Linked DNA regions of Mus musculus: region 1 is linked to region 2. Evidence: chromatin loops called from intact Hi-C (ENCODE). Cell type or tissue: left cerebral cortex. All regions are shown on one strand. Links, peaks and the distances in the headings refer to the core of each region. The heading gives the core; the rest is flanking DNA. Region 1 holds the start of Mdga2 (MAM domain containing glycosylphosphatidylinositol anchor 2). Region 2 overlaps Mdga2 (MAM domain containing glycosylphosphatidylinositol anchor 2).

The links. A loop is a pair of places that touch in the nucleus more often than their neighbours do. Peaks named below come from ENCODE experiments on the same cell type or tissue, not always from the same donor. Only the 100,000 strongest peaks of a DNase experiment are listed, where the experiment ranks them.
Region 1: a loop joins it to region 2, with 5 times the contacts of the local background. A loop is called at or near these places in 3 of 42 quality-filtered maps.

What each region holds. Positions count from the first base shown.
Region 1 is chr12:67,219,061-67,223,454 of GRCm38, reverse strand. It overlaps Mdga2 (MAM domain containing glycosylphosphatidylinositol anchor 2), which reads left to right and starts at 906. Exons shown (of 17, transcript NM_001193266.1): 1 at 906-2,485. The coding sequence starts at 2,413. In left cerebral cortex, for the core only: a CTCF peak has its summit at 2,670; DNase peaks (open chromatin) are centred at 1,968, 2,532, 3,176, 3,684 and 2 more places; H3K4me3 peaks cover 3,914 bases; H3K27ac peaks cover 2,891 bases.
Region 2 is chr12:67,008,718-67,013,111 of GRCm38, reverse strand. The region is part of intron 1 of Mdga2 (MAM domain containing glycosylphosphatidylinositol anchor 2); the gene reads left to right. Among named protein-coding and RNA genes, the nearest start is that of Mdga2, 210 kb to the left of the region's middle. In left cerebral cortex, for the core only: a CTCF peak has its summit at 1,800; DNase peaks (open chromatin) are centred at 1,557 and 3,707; H3K27ac peaks cover 676 bases.

The DNA.
Region 1 (4,394 bases), core at 313-4,312, 210 kb before region 2:
AATGAATACCGTGCTCTACATTTCCCTGAAAATAACTTTCTCACATGTATAAACGCGTCTAACCATTTCACTCACTTACCATATTTTGGCTAAGTGGATCTAGACAGTAAAACCTAATTTGAAAAAGAAACACACTAGAGTAACTCAGACTGTGTGGGATATTCCCCATTATGTTTTAGTTTATTAGTTTTACACCTGTTCTAGTGTAAATTAAAGATGCTTTCTCATTCTGACCATTTTGTAGTAGGGAGAATTTTAAGCTCCTCAGAACTGACCCTGTTTCAAGGAACCCTGTCTTTCATGTGAGAGGGGCTTTTCCAAGCATTTAACTTTAGGAGGTATTATATATAAAACCGACTCTTCCTGAACTCCTGGTGGTCTTCCTTCCTTCCCCCCAACACCCTTCCTCTGTTATGATGACCACATTTCCACGGAAACATGACAGGGATGGAGAAGACTGAGGCAGCTTCCAATGACTTGGCCTGCTCTGCCCTCTAGCCAAGCAGAACAGTTCCTGGAAGACCTTGGACGGCAGAAAGGGGATAAAGGTGTCCTGTAATTACCGCGTGTCTGAGGACGTAGCCAGCCCTTCCCTTCCGCGTGCAAACGCCAGCGGAGGCATCGGAAATGAATTACCAGCCCTCGCCCCCGCGGAGCTAGGGAAGAACCAGGGATGGCCTCGGCGGGGTGGAAGAGAGGCTGGGTGCTGCTACCCCTCTGAGCCCATCACTGCTGTCCAAGCTGATGAGCACCAGTGCCTACCCTGGTGAGCAGAGCCCGGGAGGCAGAGGAGGCTCAGGGGAAGGCGCCCGAGCCCTGCACTCGGTTTTGACGTCGCCGGGCTGCGGCTAGCAGCCTCGCGCTCTCAGCACGTAGCGCACAACGTGACCACACACAGCCTTCCTCCCCGGCAGCCTGGCCGCCTGCGCTCCGCGTCCGCCGCTTCTCCATCCTCCTCCTCTTCTTCCTCCTCCTCCTCCTTCCTATCGCCTCCGCGGTGCGCAACCCCCAGCGTCAATCCAGGGATCCCGAGCAAGCGTAGGGCCCCGGACGCTCCTCTGCCCAGCTTGGGCATCTCTGCCGCAACTGCGGCCCGCAAGGCGGCCGCGCAGCCGGGGTGCCCTCAGCAGGCGGCCGCTTCTCTGTTCCGCTCCGGATGCCAGCACTCCGTTAGCCCGGGTGGGGAAAGCCCTTCTGCGGCTCCCGGGTCTAAACTCCCGCCAGTCTCCACCGCCCCCACCCCCTCCACCTGGCGGGGGCGGCGCGGAAGCGAAGAGGACTCGCGGTACGGGTGGGCACGCGTGGACGGTGTGCGGATCTGCTCTGCGCTCGGCATCCTCCCTCTCCTGCAAGTGGTGGTGCTCGGACTCTGCTTTTGGCTCCGGAGATTGGTGCTGCCTCCAGGAGCACCCTCTTTGCTGGCGGGGCGCTCAAGGCTGTTTGGAAGAGCCGTGGCGGTGGCGGCAGCGGCTGAGGCTGGTGCCTGGCGAGCTCCAGACGGGCGCTCCGCTCCCGCTTGGACCCTTTCGCCCTCCTCTCTCCTCCTCCGCTCCCTCCTCCCCATCCCCCGTTTCCCACTCCTCCTCTTCCTCCTCCTCCTCTTCCTCTCCCCGCTCGGCGATGCGAGTCTCTGTCGTGTAACAGGATTGGCGTTGCAATGGCAACTGATGGAATGGGGGAAGGCAAGACAGCAGGGCTGGGGGCTCCGGACTGCGGGCGGGCGAGCCGCTGCCGCCGCTTGACGCTCCTCTGGGGACCTTCGCGAGTTACTTTGTAAAGGCGAACCCGGGCGAGGGAGCCCCGCTTCGTGCCCGGGTCAGAGGCCACTTCCTGCTCCCTGGCTGTCCAGCGCGGTTCGCGTCGCGCGGCGCCCCCAGGGCTCCTGCCCGCTCCTGCCGCTTGCCCGCGCCCGGAGCCCGGAGCCGCTTCCCTGAAGAACACTTGTCCTCACAGCTCTGCTTCCCATCACCGCCCCCTGCTCCTCCCCGGCGTCTGCGATTTTCCCAGGCGCCCGGTGTGAGTGCGGCTTGTGTGTGAGTGCATGTATTGGGGTATTGTGTAGTGGGAGTGTGTTCCCGCGTGTGTGTGCTTATACGTGTGTGCTTGTGCGTGTGTGTGTGTGTGTGTGTGTGAGCGTGTGTGTGAGCGTGTGTGTGCGTGTGTGTGTGTGTGTGTGTGTGTGTGTGTGTGTGTGTGTGTGTGTGCATGAGTGTGGGGTGTGTGGGGCTCCAGCGCTCCGCTCACGGCCGCCGCCAGGGAAGGACAGACGGACAGTGCTTCCTCCCATTGCTAGCAGTTCCCGGGCACCTCGACTCGGCCCGGGCACAAGTGGAGCGCGCCTTGCTGGCCGCTGGCCTCCAGAAGGTCCCACTGCGTCCCCCTTGGGCTGGATATGTTCATGTTCACGTGAAGATGGATTTAGTGTACGGTCTCGTGTGGCTGCTGACAGTCCTCCTGGAGGGAATCTCTGGCCAAGGAGTGTACGGTGAGTGGAATCGCGACGCTATCGTGACCTTGTGATTCCTAGGCAAGATAGGCTGCTGAGCTAAGATACACGACTCGCGCCGTTCCGGGGCCCCTCCTGGCGTGGCATTTGATTTACACTTCATCACGTTATTGGGAGCTGAAAGGAGGCTGCGAGCGCGCTGCGGATTGGGCTGCGAGCGGCTCCCCCGGCTCTTCCACTGGGGCTCTGAGTTGGGTCGGGCCAACAGCATCGCACTCAGAGGAACGAGTGGCTTTGCACTTGATTTATCCCCGCGGGGAAACATGGGCTCTTGCAGTCTTGGATTCAATAATGGCTTGGCGCGGTGTCACTTCCGCGGTTTCCCCTGAAGGGAAGCTTGGAATGTGACCGCCTGAGTCCCTTTCACCCTTTCTTTTACTCCTTAATTCCTATGAGGCCCCTCTCCCTGCAGGCGATCTCTTCCTTTCCACCTTTAATCTCTCTCTTTTTTTTTAAATATAAAAAGTCTTTTTCCTCCTTTCTGTGAATGTCTACAGGACTTGATTTTCTGGCTCAGGAAGTGGGGTGACAGTTGAGTTGTATTCTGCACCAGCCGTTGCCATGAGCGCTGACTTGGGGAGGGGAAATAGCAGGCAAGATTCTCAGTGCCAGACATAATTAAGGGACATGTTTGTGTGAATGGATGAGCAAATGCATGAATGAACTGAAGAAGTCCGTTCGTCTCTCCTCCAGGGCAGGACACCACTCTTTACAAACAGAACAAAATCTCAGCTCTTCACAGAGAGCCCATGATCCCGCATGCTTGAGACCTAGGAAGGGGGAGCTTATTAATTGGGAGGCTTTGAAGTGCTCCCAAACACATCCAGGTTCCTTCGCCTGTCAGCAGTTGGCACTCTTGTGTTTAGTCACTGAAGTCTCTCTCTCTCTCTCTCTCTCTCTCTCTCTCTCTCTCTCTCTCCATCTCTCCTCTACTCCCTCTCTCCTTCTCTAACACATGTTCTCATTGGCTGAGTATAGTGACTTGTGATATCCTTATCTTCTGGGACAAGTTGATCATGCTCGAAAAGAAAAGGAACTTTTTGTGTCCTCAAGATATATTGCATGGATATTGTTAAAAGGGGTTGGTTTAGAGGATAGAGCGGTCCAAGACTCTCCCATAGCACACACCCTCATGTGCTTGTAAAAGGTGTAGAAAACTCACACTGCTGCCTGGCTTTCAACTCAATGTGGGCTAGCTCAGTAACTGCCCCGGGGCAAAGAGGCATGAGTATCTGGGAAGTGTCAGCGATTCCCCTTCAGTCTTCAGCACTGCCTGCAGAGTGGTTACTGGTACCAGTGCCATTGGACTCCTCAAACTGTCTGGGAGCCATGTAGGTGTGCAGCCTGTGAATGAGTTCAACAGATTCCTCCGAGGCTTTTTTTTTCCTGCTGTGTGTTTCATTCTAGGCAAACAACTACGGTGTGTGTGTGTGTGTGTGTGTGTGTGTGTGTGTGTGTGTGTGTGTGTGTGAAGGGGAAAAAAACGGGAGGGAGGTCTCCTACTGAGAACTGCTGCTGCCACCCAGTTTCCTGTCTTTGCAGTTCTTTTCTAGGCTTGTTTCTCCCCCCTCTAAACATCTTCGTTTCCTTTTTCTTTACCCTCTATTTTCCAAATCAAAGCAACTTGCTTGCTTGGCTGAGCAGAGCCCTCATAAAACATGGCAGTGAGTGTTGGTATTGGTGAGCTTAAATATAGCAAGGAAATACTCTGGAAAGCTTGACTGCTGACCCCAGGAGGTGGGGCCTGAAGAGAACTAGGATTCACTCAGATCTCTGCTAGACTCTCCCCTAGCCCTGAGCAGCAGAGGGAGATGGAAGCTGGGATTCCACCTAGGGTCAAGGATTGCTGGAGAGAAGAGCTGTTCCCCTGATTTCCTATCATCTTCTG
Region 2 (4,394 bases), core at 173-4,172:
CCTCTGTTTCCCAAGGATAGACACCAGAATGAGATTTCATGTTATGACTAATAAGATATTTCTCAGAGAGAGGATGGTACAGGGAAAGAGAGGACAAGTATGTTTGTAATCTAGAATCCTGTAGATCCAACCCCTTGGGAAGTGATGATGCCAGTAAGGAGTAGATTTCAGAGGTACCACAGGAAGGGCATGACATTCCCATGTCTTTGCAGAAAACTAATATGTTGTCTGTAGAAATCTTACAGCAAAGTAAAGTAAAATAGTCTAGAAAGTTTCGCTTCTTATTGTCATGCACTAACATTCATATACCTAATAGGGATACCACACTTCACATTTTGCCCTTTGGTGTACACACACACACACACACATACACACACAGACACACACACAAATACACAGACACACACACACACACACACACACACACAGACACACACACACAAACACACACATACACACACACAGACACACACACACACAAATACACACACACAGACACACACACAAATACACAGACACACACACAAACACACACATACACACACATACATGCACACCCACATATACAGACACACATGTGTGTGGGTGCTCATGTACATAGAGCACCACTTTCCTGGTCACTCGAGTTCTTATATTTTTGTTTCAACTTTTCCATATGAAAGAATACTTTTTGAACAAGATGTGCTCTTTAATAAAGAAAGAAGTAAGCAAATGTTATACCTGTAGACATAAGTCTTTTTGAGTATTCTTTTCACACATTTAGATGAAGCCAAATCAAGATATTTTTTATACCTATGAAACATTGGTAAGCTTATATGTTACTGAATCACCACAGAAATGGAGATTGTCAGGAGGGAAAATTGAAAAGGAATGCCATGTGACAAGTCAGAATGTCAGGCCAGCATTCCATCTTACTCAAAACAGGTTTCAGGAATGATAACCATTCTAGATGGTCGTCACAATGTAAACTTTGTAATGAAAGATTAGAAAAATATAAATTATTCTACTAATACTTATAGAATAGAGACATACAAATAATATGTATATGTATATTCTATGAATATACTTTTATATTTTTCATATACTCATGGTCTATGTCATTATTGGTCTATCTATAGTTCATTCCTTAGTTTATTTAATTCACTCACTGCCCTGTTTCTCAATATACCCTGATAGTAAAACCAATTTTTTTAGACAGGGTATTTTTTTGTATCTAGAATAACATCTTATTATTATTATTATTATTATTATTATTATTATTAAACTGCAGTTCATTCAGTATGCTGAGCAAATCAAAAGAGCCTTATTCGCTAGATAAGCCTAATGGGTAGCTAAATTCTGCAGATTATTTGCAAGTGAGTCAGCCTATTTACCAAGATAATTCAACTTGCAAATTAGTCATGTAGAAAGATTGAGTTGGCGAAGATAGAGTAGGCACATTTGCCCTAAATATAGACACACTATGCTCGTTCCTAAAACAGTACAGTAGCAGCACACATAAAGAGACACATGAGGCAGCTAGAAAGACATTTTTCCCCTTACACAAATGATCAAATCTGTTTCCTGATAGAGCTGAGCAAACATTGCCAGGCGTTGATGCCAGCTTCTTTCTGCTCTGGAGACTCAAGCCCGGCCCATGCTAATGAGCCAGGCAGGAGCAGCACCAATTGCTCCAGTCTTCCTTTTGCTTTGCATTACTGACATTTCCTCTTTCCAGCTTGGGAGTCACAGCTGCAGGAATAGAACTGCAGCATATTTCTGGCCACTGCCTCATTAAAATGGCATTCTGGTCCTAGAGGGAGAAAGTGGATGTACTAGTTCATAAGCATAAGACCTAGGAGCCATTTAGACCTTGACTGAGGATATTTAAAATCCTTTGAAGAAATATATTGTATTGGGCTGCAAGGTTGTAACACAGTATTCACCTTCTATCCAGAGATATTTCTTTCAGGGTGTGTGTTGAGCCTGAAGCTTGTCACCACTTTCCAGCGTGTCACAGGTGTCACTCCTTTCCAAAGTGATATCTAGTGAGATAGTGGCTTTCATTTCATTGTTAGAGAACCTAACCTTCCTCTTGTATTGGCAATGAATTAAAATTACTTTTCTTTTTCTATTTTCAATTTTCCAATGTGGTAGGAAGTTAACAGTAGCTAAGCTCCAACTTTTCTGAAGTGGAGAGGTCATACTCACCCATCAAAGAGCAGTTCAGAATCACCTTGAAGTAAAATACATTGTAACAAACACATCTAAAGAAAGCAAGAATGAGGTACAGAACATGTCATGACTCTGTTGGTTTGACAAGTTTCCTATGATAACAGAAAGTTCCAGACACGAAGATTGATACTTTATGAGGAAAGGCACAGTATCTGTGGTATGACCTTATGTGGTACCCAGAAAATTGCGACTCTATTAGAGTGTAACATGATTGCGTGAAACACAGTGAGGGTAGAGCTCATTAATGAGGCTGCTTCAGAAAATTACCCTTACTATGGATGTACTTGCATATCGCTGGACCAAAATACCAAAATTTGCATGTGTTTTTCCAGCTGTGCTGTTTTTTTTTTTCATTTAAAAGATCAGCTGCAGAGAAAAAAATATGATCATATTCTCAAATTAGGAGATGGCCACAGTCCCCTGATCACATTGGAAAGCTGAGTCATTTCACAGAGTAACTTCCTGTCACTTCTTGCCTTTACTCCACCCGATACTCAGTTTGAGGTTTGGTGACCCATCTTCTTTAAAAACCTGGGTACAAACCATAAGAAAACATATGTACTAAATAAGCAAGTGCAGATGATCAATCTAGATTGCCAATGTATGTATCTATCTAATAATCTTTATGCAATTTGGGTAATATTATGATTGATACAAAAGCAATGTATAGAAGATATGAAACAGGGTACAGATAATAGTTAACAATTCCTGGCATTTAGCATGTGCCATAAACTGGGCAAATGTTAGCTACATCATCACATTTGAACTTTGCAATTCAGTATAGAAGGGATTCTTTTTGTCCAGTTGAGGTATCTCAAAAACAAGGAAGTTAAATACCATATGTTTAGCCAGCATCATGTAAAATCAAACCCTTATAAACTGCTTCAACAAGAAGAGTTATTCTGAGTTTATGCATAGTAACAATAAATCAATTCTTTCTCCTATTTTCCAAGAAGCCTAGAAGCATTCATCTGTGACTAAAGAAGTCCTGCCACTCTTTAAAATCTGAATCTCTTATTAGTTTCTATTTGCCTTTCTTAAAAGAAGAATCTCTCAAGGAGAAAAATGAAAATACTGGACAAACCAGTGACTTACACATGAATGAACTTTCCCAGAGATGTCCCATTTAAGAAACATTATAATGTTTGGGTGTAACTACTGAAGTGTTGTGAGCACAGAATGCATCCATCAAAATTGAACAGCCTATAGTGATGACATGTTCTGTAATTAGATATGACCAGTTAAAGAGGGTAAGAGTTTGGAAACAAAGAAAAAAGAACTCTAGAAAATGTCTTGGGTTCTCCAGATGTGTCACTTAGGAACACTGGGTTTTCTAGGAAGAAACTGAATGTTGTTAACACTTTTTGATGGGATTCATTCTGCCAAATTCTTAAAGGATTAGAATTGGGGGAGTTGAGTCCAAAAGCATAAGAGGAGAGCTTTTGCAGCAACCTAGACATATGGGAATTAAACCATCTATCACTGTGCTGCTGCCAGGAACATAAAGGCATATGCTACAGTGTACAAGGGTGGATTGGCAGGCCGAGTGTTTTTCAATGAGCTTTTCGTATTTGTGAATCCCTACTATAAATGACAATTTATGGTAACGAGAAAGTTTCAGAAAATATCATAAATGCTGTTATGAATGCAACAGAAACCACATTGTGTTGGTCAGAAGCAGTGTTCATTCATGTCCTAGAGTTTCATGAGTGAGTCTACTGTTGTATAAAAGCACTGTTTTCTGTGTTGCGGTCAGACATGCAGCTTTAAACCCTCCTTCAATGTGAAGGTTCTAGATATCATGTGAGTTCAAGTGAAAACATGCATAAATTAGGACATGATGGAAATCTGGGAAATGTATATGGCAGCCAAAACTACAAGCTTATACTTGAATACTGCAGAAACGTATTCAAGATATTTCTGGCAGAACACAAAGAAAATCTTGGCTTCCTTAAAAACTAAGAGACTTTGAAAACTTTTGGGAGTTTCACATGTTCTTCCTCTGAATGATACCGCACTTAGTGTCAAGTAGAGCAGTGGTTGTATTGTCTGCATAAAGTACCGTTGTATTTTGCAGGTTGGTTTTATGGATGATGTTATGATATCTCACTCTCTTGCTGAAATACCGGGGTCCAGAGTAACTAGTCCAAAACTTATATTCTACATAACCAAAGACTTTT